Linked DNA regions of Homo sapiens: all the other regions are linked to region 1. The links are chromatin contacts, found by Hi-C or POLR2A ChIA-PET in ENCODE. All regions are on one chromosome and are shown on one strand. The core of a region is the stretch at or near the end of the contact, and the rest is flanking DNA. Distances in the headings are between cores, read along the strand shown.

Region 1 (3,372 bases), core at 387-2,886:
CAGCCTCCTCCCAAGCTTGTGACTCATTCAAATCCAATCCACCTTTGAAGACCCAGGTGAGGTCCGACTTCTTCAGGGAAGCCTCCCCTGACCACTTTAGTCCAAAGATATCCCACCACTCCCACATACAGAAAACAGGAACTGTACTTACTGTCTGGACCATAAGGCATAATCACATACACATTGCTATAATTAAATGTTTCATGTGTATACATTTAACTTTCCAAGGGCATGAGCAGTGTCTCACATGTCTTTAAAACCCTTACACTCAGTGAGTTAATACTTGCTGAACAGTGACTGAATCAGTGGGTTTTTATGTGTTTAGGCTAAGGCAGGAGGAAGAAGATGCATGTTGAAATGAAAAAGGCTGAATGGACACAGATGGGTAAAAAAGCAGCAGTGGGTGAAGACGGAAAAACAATGTAGAAGAAAGGTGTTCAGTTCACACCTGCTTAAGTGATTTACTGCGAGGTTGGAAAGAGATACAGGAGAGAGATGTCAACTGGCAAAAGCAGGGTAAAGGCATTTCAGTTTGAGGCAGAAGACACCAGGAGAAAGATGAGGCTACAAAAGAAATTCTGACTAGATTCTGCTGAAACCTAGTGGTAGGCCAATTGGATAAGGGAAGCTAAAGGGAGCTACTGGGATGACATGAGTAGAGATATGGCCATGTAGGTGAGTGAATCCGTAGGGGGTGGTATGAAGGGGGAGGTAAATGGATAAAATGGTAGAGGGTAGTTAGGCAGGTAGGTTAGCTGTTGGGCGGGTAGGTGGGTGGGTAGATGGGAGGTAGGGTAGTGGGTAAGTGGGTAGGTGGTTAGGTATTTAGTTGGGAGGGAATAGGTGTGGGGCTTATTATTTAAGATCCGGCCCCTCCCTCACCTTGACCCGGAAGCGGATGAGTGCTAGCCTCACGCAGTGGCTCAGGCAGGCCGGTGGCAGGAACCAGGCCCGCGGTGGAGGGGTGCCCTTGTTGCCCACGTGTCCCACGATCAGTTGCGCTGTCTGCCGCTCGGCCTGGCACCGACGGCCCCACTCGGCCAGCCGGTCCTTGCCCAGGCCCCCCGGGAACATGACCACGAGCTCCAGGCCGTCGCCGCCAGGATAGGCACAAGCCTGGCACAGCGCTGACAAGTAGCCCAGCATGGCGTTCCATTGGCCGCCACACACCCAATCCGTCTGGTAGCCGCCATAGAGCCGCGGCAGCGCCGAGCCGGCGTCCACCAGCACCCGGGCCCCGGGCAGCTGAGGGGGCGGCGGCGGCGGCAGCGGAGGGTGCAGCCCGGGCTGCGCTTGGCCATGATGGTGGAAGTGGTGAGCGGGGTGATGGTGCCGAGTCGGCCCCGCGCCCCCGGAGTAGGCACCCAAGGCAGCGGGCGGAAGCGGCGGTTGCAGAGGCACGGAGCCCCTGGCGGCGCGTGGAGCCCCGGGCGCTAGGGCTGCAGTCGGCGGCAGCTGGCGGTGCAAGTGCTGCTGCTGCTGCTGGCGCGAGACCGTGCGCGCGAGTTTTAGGAGGTCCACGGGCACCACGGCCCCGGGACAGCGCTTCTCCAGGAACTCTTGGAAGCCCTGGACACCCATGCTTCGTCGGTGGGCAGACGCGATAGCGGCTGCGCAAGCAGGATAGGCGACGATCTGGGCGCGAAGCTGGGGGCGGGCGCGTGCGCACTCCGCGGGGGGCGAGGGGGGGCGGGAAAAGGATTCCCGAGGGGAGGGGTGAGGAAGCGAGGGAATGAGGGCGGGGAGGGGAGGAGACCACAAATTGGATTTGGGTAGAGAGAAGGGGAGGGGCAGACCGGACCCGGGAGAGGCTGGGAGGATAAAAGCGAGGATGGGCTCTAGTCACTTCTCTTTTTTCTCCTTTCCGGCCGCTCTTCTTCCCGCTTTAGAAGGGGTGAAGCCTCTTTCTTCCACCTCCGGGAGCCATGTTGCCTCGTCTTCTCGGTGGTACACGCTTTCTAGCTGGAGGAAGGGGAGCGAGGAGGGGCGGGGCGGGGCGGGGAGAGGGGCATCTTGGTAGTTGTAGTCTTCTCTATGGCCTTAGGATATAGTCGAGGAACCAGACTACCACCCTTCTCAGCCCTTGTGCTCACAGGGTCACAGGAAGCGGGGCGTGATGATGAGTGTTTAGGAGTTGCACTCCAACTCCTTGCATCTCACTGAGTTGCTTAGGTTATTTACTGCTTTTTCCTGGAAAAAGAGTTTTGGGGGATGGATTGATGCATCATGGGAATGGAAGTTAGAGTGGATTGACTGAATTCAGCTAAAGTGAGCTAAAACTCCCCAGGAGGGAGGATTTTCCCCTTAGTGGAAAGATAATATTTAAAGAGCTGTTGGTCCCAATTAAGAAAGACGTAACTGGTCGGGCGCGGTGGCTCACGCCTGTAATCCCTCCGAGGCGGGCAGATCACGAGGTTAGGAGATCGAGACCATCCTGGCCAACATGGTGAAACCCCGTCTCTACTAAAAATACAAAAAGTAGCCGGGCGTGGTGGCACGTGCCTGTAATCCCAGCTACTGGGGAAGCTGAGGCAGGAGAATCGCTTGAACCTGGGAGGCGGAGGTTGCAGTGAGCCAAAATCATGTCACCGTACTCCAGCCTGGTGACAGAGCCAGACTCCGTCTCAAAAATAAATAAATAAATAAAAAGAAACTTACATTATTTACTTGCCTAAGGCAATGCAGAGACAAAGTTAAATCGAATATCCTTGCCCTCAGCATCTCTTTGGGCAGGGAGATAATTACCAACACAAATTACATTACAAATTGTACCTTTTTGGTACTCCTAGATCCACTATGTCCTATGGTTAGGGCCTTTGGTTTCCAAACTTCATTGTGTTTTAGTCTGTCGGGAGCTTTTCTAAATAGCTGCAAGGGCTCTAATTTCAGATGTATGGAGTCATAATCTTTTGAAAAATGTATTTTCAACATACTGAGATGAAACAGATGCAGTGCCTGTCTTCTTTCTGGCTTTTAGGGCCGGCCCACTCTTTCAGCAGGAATAAAGCAGAAAACAAGATCTGAAATGAGTAGTAGCCAGATCTGGCTTGGAACTTACTGGAAGATGGGAGATAATGGCAGGCAGAGTTAGAATGCAGAAGTGCAGAACCCAAGAGTGATCGGGATGAATGAGATAGGGGAATACTCTATTAGGATGCAAAAGCAAAAAAGCTTCAAGCTACATAAAAGAAATTATAAAATAGTGGAGATGGAACAAGCCAGATTGTCAAAGAATAAGTAGATGGCAAGGCAGTGTACATAGTTAACTCTTGAAAGCAAGCAGTGAAAGGAGAGAGCAGTGGCTTGAAGGGATGAAGGATGGAAGGAATGGAGGTTTTTTAGTATAATGGACACGTGTGGGACGGTCTGCCC
Region 2 (3,225 bases), core at 629-3,128, 1.3 Mb after region 1:
AAAACAAGCAAATAAACTGCAAAAGTAATCCTCCCATTTTTGTTTCATGAGGGTAGGATTGTACATGCTATAGACTTCCATGCAAGACCCAAATTCCTGGAAACAGTAAAATAAGTTCATACCTGTACTGAAAAACAATTCAGAGCAATTATCAATGGACCAGAAACTGCGAGAATTCTCAGAATGTGGGACAGCAGATGGAGCCAGACTACTGTTTTGAGTAGGTCATGTCCCAGAACGCGTGCAAAGGTTATCCCAAACGGAGGGCTGGCTCAAGAGTGCTCTGTGTCCTGGAGAGGTGCTTTCTTTGCTTGACCAAATTGATTTATTGCTAACTTACCCAACAGGAGGTCTCGGTGGGCTCTAATTATAAAGAAAATTTCAGCAAGACAGGCATAAAGTATTCATTTGTTTCTTAAGAGTTCAGTTAAGAACACCTATAAAATCTTTTCCATCATGAATTCCTTCAGCACGCATTTATTAAATGCCACACTCACACACCGCTTGGAAAACCTTGAGAGGCAAAATCTGTGCTTACCATGTAATAAATGCTTTTCATTTTTTATCTCATTTAATTCTCACAACCCTATGAGGGCTGTACTTTAGCCCCACTTTATAGATGGGAAAACAGGCTTAGAGAGAAGTGACTTGCTTAAACTAATACCTTGAATGACATAAGAAAGATATAGAGTGCTAGTTATAGGGCTTTCCTCAATGGAGTAAAAATGGACTCATTACCCTTTTGGGCAGATCAAGACAAGCTTCAGGGAGAAACAGGTCTGTGAGCAGTCAAATGGAATTTAGATAGTTGGAGAAGGCTGAGAAGACAGGTCAGGCAGAGCAAACAGTGAGCAAAAGCAAGCAGTGGATAAAGTTCAGAGTATGCTCTGAAAGAAGCAAAATAAATCAGGAGTCCAGGAAGACTGGAGCCTAGAAACCTTGGAGCCAATCTGAACTCCATCATCCCCTCCACATTCCCCACTTCATCCATTCTGTCTGCAAAGCCCTTCAACGGTCACCTTTAAAATGTCTTTCTGCCTCTCCATCCCCATGGCAACAGCCTTAAGGCATACTTTAGTTCCCAGTGCTTCTTATTCCAATTGCTTCCTATGTGGTCTGCCAGGAAACAGTTTGCTTTTCTGAGAGGCTGCACAAATGCAATTCCTCTGATCCTGTCACTGCCCTGCTTTCATACATACATACATACATATATGTGTGGTAGATATATGCACTGTATATAAACATAATGTGGTAGATATATGCACGATATAGGTATGTATGTATGTATGTATAAAAGCAGGGCAGTATATATATCGTGCATATATCTACCACATTTTAAAGGCTCTGCACCTCTTTCACCCTGCTTGTTTCTGCAGTCCCATCTCCTCACATCATCCAGCACATCTGCCATAACAATATTATCCGGGTCCTACATGGGACCACAAATTGATTAGTATACACACAAATGCCTTCTGAAAACAGGGCGAGTGAATGAACGCGCTGTGTAAGCCAAGACAGGAAAGGAAGGCTGGAGACAGCTGACTCCTTCCAAGAATACACCCTCCCGCCACCCCTGGCCTCCCAACCCCCAACACACACACAGCCCGTCGTCAGTGGGAATGGAGCCGACGCACTCCTTCCCTAGACCGTCGAGCCAATCTTGGAATGTTTGTAGTAGGCTGAAAATACAGAAACTTTAAGCTATTTTTTTCTCTTCTGCAAACTCCAGGCCCCTCCAATCTCTAGCTGTCATTTCTGCCCTTGTCCCACCCCTGTCGCTGCCTGCCCCTTTTCCTATCTGCTAGCGGAAGTCCCTGTGGAGGACCAGCCTACTTCCTCTTTGGTGCTAGGAGTGTGCGTGGCAGGAGAGGCGGGGCCAATTTTGCTGAGCTTTCTCGCGGGCTTGCAGCTGCGGCAAGTGCTGGCGGCGGCTGCTCGCGCAAGTCAGCTGGCGTGGGAACTACCCTTTGTAGCTGAGAACGGCTTGTTTATTGCTACAAAGACTCTATTGACATTGGTAGCTTCAGCGGCAGCAGCTTCTTACGGTATAAAGCTGTTGCTTCCTGAAGAGGCTACAAGCATCCTTCCCTAGGACTGCTGTAAGCTTTGAGCCTCTAGCAGGAGACATGCCTCGGGGACGAAAGAGTCGGCGCCGCCGTAATGCGAGAGCCGCAGAAGAGAACCGCAACAATCGCAAAATCCAGGCCTCAGAGGCCTCCGAGACCCCTATGGCCGCCTCTGTGGTAGCGAGCACCCCCGAAGACGACCTGAGCGGCCCCGAGGAAGACCCGAGCACTCCAGAGGAGGCCTCTACCACCCCTGAAGAAGCCTCGAGCACTGCCCAAGCACAAAAGCCTTCAGTGCCCCGGAGCAATTTTCAGGGCACCAAGAAAAGTCTCCTGATGTCTATATTAGCGCTCATCTTCATCATGGGCAACAGCGCCAAGGAAGCTCTGGTCTGGAAAGTGCTGGGGAAGTTAGGAATGCAGCCTGGACGTCAGCACAGCATCTTTGGAGATCCGAAGAAGATCGTCACAGAAGAGTTTGTGCGCAGAGGGTACCTGATTTATAAACCGGTGCCCCGTAGCAGTCCGGTGGAGTATGAGTTCTTCTGGGGGCCCCGAGCACACGTGGAATCGAGCAAACTGAAAGTCATGCATTTTGTGGCAAGGGTTCGTAACCGATGCTCTAAAGACTGGCCTTGTAATTATGACTGGGATTCGGACGATGATGCAGAGGTTGAGGCTATCCTCAATTCAGGTGCTAGGGGTTATTCCGCCCCTTAAGTAGATCTGAGGCAGACCCTTGGGGGTGTAAAAGAGAGTCACAGGTACCCCAAGGAGTAGATGCCAGGGTCCTAAGTTGAAAATGATGTCGATTGGGGGCGGGGGACACTGTATTTGATATTTGTGATCAGTGATCATTGTTCAACTGCGAAATAGAGTGTTTGCTTTTGATAATGGAAAATTGTATTCGTTTTAAAATTCCGTTTGTTGAGAATAACAATATGTTTAAAAATATAATTGAACAAATTTTTTTCTTTGTTTCCTGTCATTGACATTTAGTATAACAGTTTTGCTAACGTTCTAAAATGAAGTCGTTCCATCATAATCTATGATCTTGTACAGCACTTATAGAAATAAGCTGTTCTTTTGAAGTTGAAATACCCAGTAAAATGTTGAAGAAGGATGGAGGATTTCTTCATATCTGACGTTTCTGAAACCC
Region 3 (3,053 bases), core at 305-2,804, 1.3 Mb after region 1:
GGTAGATCAACCTCAGGTTCTTCTGCCAGTTCTTACCTACTTTAAAGCTCTCCACATGAGAGCAGCCTGTGGGACCCTGACCAAACTCGACCTCCAGCAACCAGTCCCCTAAGCCGCCAGGATCCCCCGACCCGTCTAGGTCACCAGAGCAGCTTCTCCGTGTCTGAGGCCTGGACCCAGGCCGGGATCTGCGCCGGGATCCACGCCAGGCCCTGGGCCGCGGTGCGGGTGGGGGCGGGGGTGGCGGCGGGGGCGGGGGCCGGGCTGGAGGCGGGGGTGGGGCCGAGAGCCCAGGCTGGCTGCGGGAGCGGGCCCGGGGCTGGGGCCGAGGGCGGGGCTTGCGGCGCGGGCAAACGGGCGAGGAGCTGCTGTGACAGCGAAGGGGGATTGAAGGGAGCACCTTCTCGTCGCCGCCGCTGCTGCTCCACGTCAAGTTCTCCTCCGGCGCGGGCTCACGCTCTTGTAATGGCTCCAGCTTCATCTCCTCGGCTTCACGTCTCGAAGACGCCTTCGTAGCCCCCGCCGCCGCCTCCTCCATTTTCCCCGCCTTCTCAACCGCCTCCTCAGGAGAGGCTCCTCCCCCACCTCCGGAGATCCAGCGGACCCCAGAGCCGGAGGGCAAAGAAGTTTCTCGAACCTGGGCCATCAGATCACTCCCCGACCTGAGGAGCAAGGCGTCTGGAAAACAGCTGCGACTGTAGATGAAAGGAGACAGAGACTTCTGTGAATGATCTGCCCAGCGTCATGGCCGCGGTGCGCAGTTAGCGCCCCCAGGACCCCTCCCATCGGCCCTTGAGCTCAGCCCGCGGCTTCTGTCGGCTCCACCCACTCAACTGAGAGGCCCCTGGAGCTGATGGGGAGACCGAGGCGGTTACCTGCTTCAAAGGCGATCAGATCATGCCAGGGGACTGGGAACAGAAGGCTAGCGAGCGGTGGGGGTGGGGAACGGCCTGAGCTTTAGGACAGAAAGGATGGAAACTTCTTTAAAAAAGGCGCCACCCTCTGACTGCTTTTTTGCGCCCTGCGCAGCCTCGCTTTGGTGCAGCTTCCTCTGACGTTCTTTCCCTGTATCCTAAAAAACACTTGGGTCAACATTTTCTCTCCAAAATGGCTGAAAGGACGCACTTTTGGAAAATGAACTCACAGGAAGAAAGTGTCCCTCTGTTTCTACCTAACCTATACTTCTGTGACCCGGTGTGTTCCACTCTAAGCCGTTGCCCCTCAGCGCACTTTCGGTCCACCCAGCTCTTGCGCCCTCTCACGCTTTTTCGCGCTTGTGCTCTCACACCCCTTTTCTTGCTTCTGCGACTTCAATTCCTATGATTTCTCCTAGAATTCGGATTACTACTCCCTCCCTTCACGCATTTGCCACCTCTATGGCCACCACTATCCTCGCGCGACCCCCGAAGTCTCCGCTCCCTTTTCCCTCTCCTGCCCCCGCAACACCCCCAGCCCGGCAGTTTGTTTAAAGGTCTGGGTTACCTTGGGCCCCAGGCGCGTGATATAGAACGTCAGCAACTGCTGCTGTCCAGGCGCTCCTCAGCCAGCCTTCTCTCCTGACCTCTCCTCAGGGCTGGTCACAAGGGGGCCGCCCCCTGGCCCCTCCCCTCTCGACGTGCGGCCCCCAACCCCGGATTCTGCCCTCCTGCAGTGATGAATGGCACCGCTGTCCCGCGCAGGCAGGCAAACCTCTTCCTGAAACAGACTCTGCTGGAGGCAACAGCAGCAACAGATTCTACAGAAAGCCCCTGAAATGGAGGCTCAGGCCTCACCTAGCTCCAGGCCCGCACTCCACAGAAAAAAAGATTCACCCGGCGTGGGGGTGGGGGCTTCCAGAGATGGCAACCCTCTGGCAGGAATCCCTCAGGATCCTGTCAGAGCCTGGTCTCTGGGAGTTGACGGAGGGAGGGAGGGAGAGAGAGAGAGAGAAAGAGAGAGAGATTATCCCAGAATGTGCAGGGGAGGAAGCATAAGCAAGGGCTCAGGCTCAGAGAGACCTGAGCCCAGGCACATGCTTGCTGTGTGACCTCGGATAAAACACTTAACTTCTCTGAGCCTTAGTTGTGTCAATTTTTAAAGAGAAATTGAAATAATAACCCTAGCCCAATGTGAACACTGAGTCATAGTATATATCAAGTAAAAGACCTTTTTGGCGAGCTTTATCTGTCACACCTCTTTTTTCAGTCCGCTCCTGAAAATCAGCATAGAGAACAACTCCTGATGCAGAGTAGAGGAGAAGAGAATGCCTTTCTCTTTCAAAGCTCTCTCAAAGTTATGGCTCAGTTCACCCGATCATCCATCCTAGGCAGTCCATATACAGGAGCATGTATTCAACAAAGATGCCATAGGTGCATTATAGCGCTAGATTGTGCTGGGAGAAGCACAAGATACAACTGTTTGTGTCCTGAAGTCCATACGCCAGGAGACTTTTCCTTTTCTTTGACAGATCCGGCATCCAAGGCGACAACCCGGAGGAAAGCTATCTCCAGGGCTTGTTGCCCTTCCGGTCCAATCCCAAGAAAATTACGGTTTATTACAGCGGATGTTTAATGCTACATTTAATCTCTCTGAGAAAGTCACACACCTCCCCTCAAAACCTCACGATTAGGATTCAGCTCTCTTAACTTGGCAGTGGCATCTAGTGGATACCTCCGCACAATGGATATCACTGATTTTGTGACTTGGTTTAGATTCGACCATATCTCAGTCACATACTAGCACCCGGAGGGAAAGTGCTTTGGAATTATAGACTGGCTTGTGCAGGAAAACGTGCTTTTTCTCCCCTAGGGAAGGGCATTTTCTCAGCCACAGCTAAGCAAAGAGTTGCTCCACTCTGGGTTAGCAGCCCTAGAAGGAAATGCTGAGTCAGTCATTTGCTAGCTGTGCCACCTGTGGCTTGGATCCCAGCTGCTCTGAGACAGCCCTGCACCCTTTATGCAGGCAGGGAGGCAGGGCACAATTTATAAATACTTCTGTCTTCTGAGCCTTCGCTTTCTCCTGTGCAAAATCAGAATCATGAGAATGCCAGCCCTACCTAGATTGGTTTATTCAGC

What was found. A loop is a pair of places that touch in the nucleus more often than their neighbours do. ChIA-PET counts read pairs that join two places held with the same protein, here RNA polymerase II (POLR2A). Pooled maps may share reads with other maps.
Region 2: a loop to region 1 is called in a pooled map, with 9 times the contacts of the local background. The contact joins the promoter of MAGEH1 here to the promoter of FAM120C in region 1. A Hi-C loop is called at or near these places in 13 of 50 pooled maps.
Region 3: a loop to region 1 is called in a pooled map, with 13 times the contacts of the local background. The contact joins the promoter of USP51 here to the promoter of FAM120C in region 1. A Hi-C loop is called at or near these places in 6 of 50 pooled maps. POLR2A ChIA-PET finds 5 or more read pairs at or near these places in 3 of 52 experiments (CD4-positive, alpha-beta T cell, CD8-positive, alpha-beta memory T cell and activated B cell).

The regions. Positions count from the first base shown.
Region 1 is chrX:54,181,618-54,184,989 of GRCh38, forward strand. It overlaps FAM120C (family with sequence similarity 120 member C), which reads right to left and starts at 1,637. Exons shown (of 16, transcript NM_017848.6): 1 at 883-1,637. The coding sequence starts at 1,581. RefSeq lists silencers at 1,130-1,179, 1,190-1,399, 1,970-2,069.
Region 2 is chrX:55,450,249-55,453,473 of GRCh38, forward strand. It overlaps MAGEH1 (MAGE family member H1), which reads left to right and starts at 1,879. Exons shown (of 1, transcript NM_014061.5): 1 at 1,879-3,225. The coding sequence starts at 2,127. The coding sequence ends at 2,786. It overlaps MIR4536-2 (microRNA 4536-2), which reads left to right and starts at 1,247; the gene lies at 1,247-1,334. MIR4536-1 (microRNA 4536-1) reads right to left here and starts at 1,334; the gene lies at 1,247-1,334. RefSeq lists enhancers at 2,092-2,141, 2,292-2,341.
Region 3 is chrX:55,488,294-55,491,346 of GRCh38, forward strand. USP51 (ubiquitin specific peptidase 51) reads right to left here and starts at 1,555. Exons shown (of 3, transcript NM_201286.4): 1 at 1,483-1,555; 2 at 876-1,072; 3 at 1-695. The coding sequence starts at 646. It overlaps LOC101928692 (a long non-coding RNA gene), which reads left to right and starts at 648. Exons shown (of 2, transcript XR_244468.5): 1 at 648-753; 2 at 1,572-3,053. RefSeq lists enhancers at 111-970, 488-927, 1,148-1,247 and silencers at 238-317, 1,638-1,747.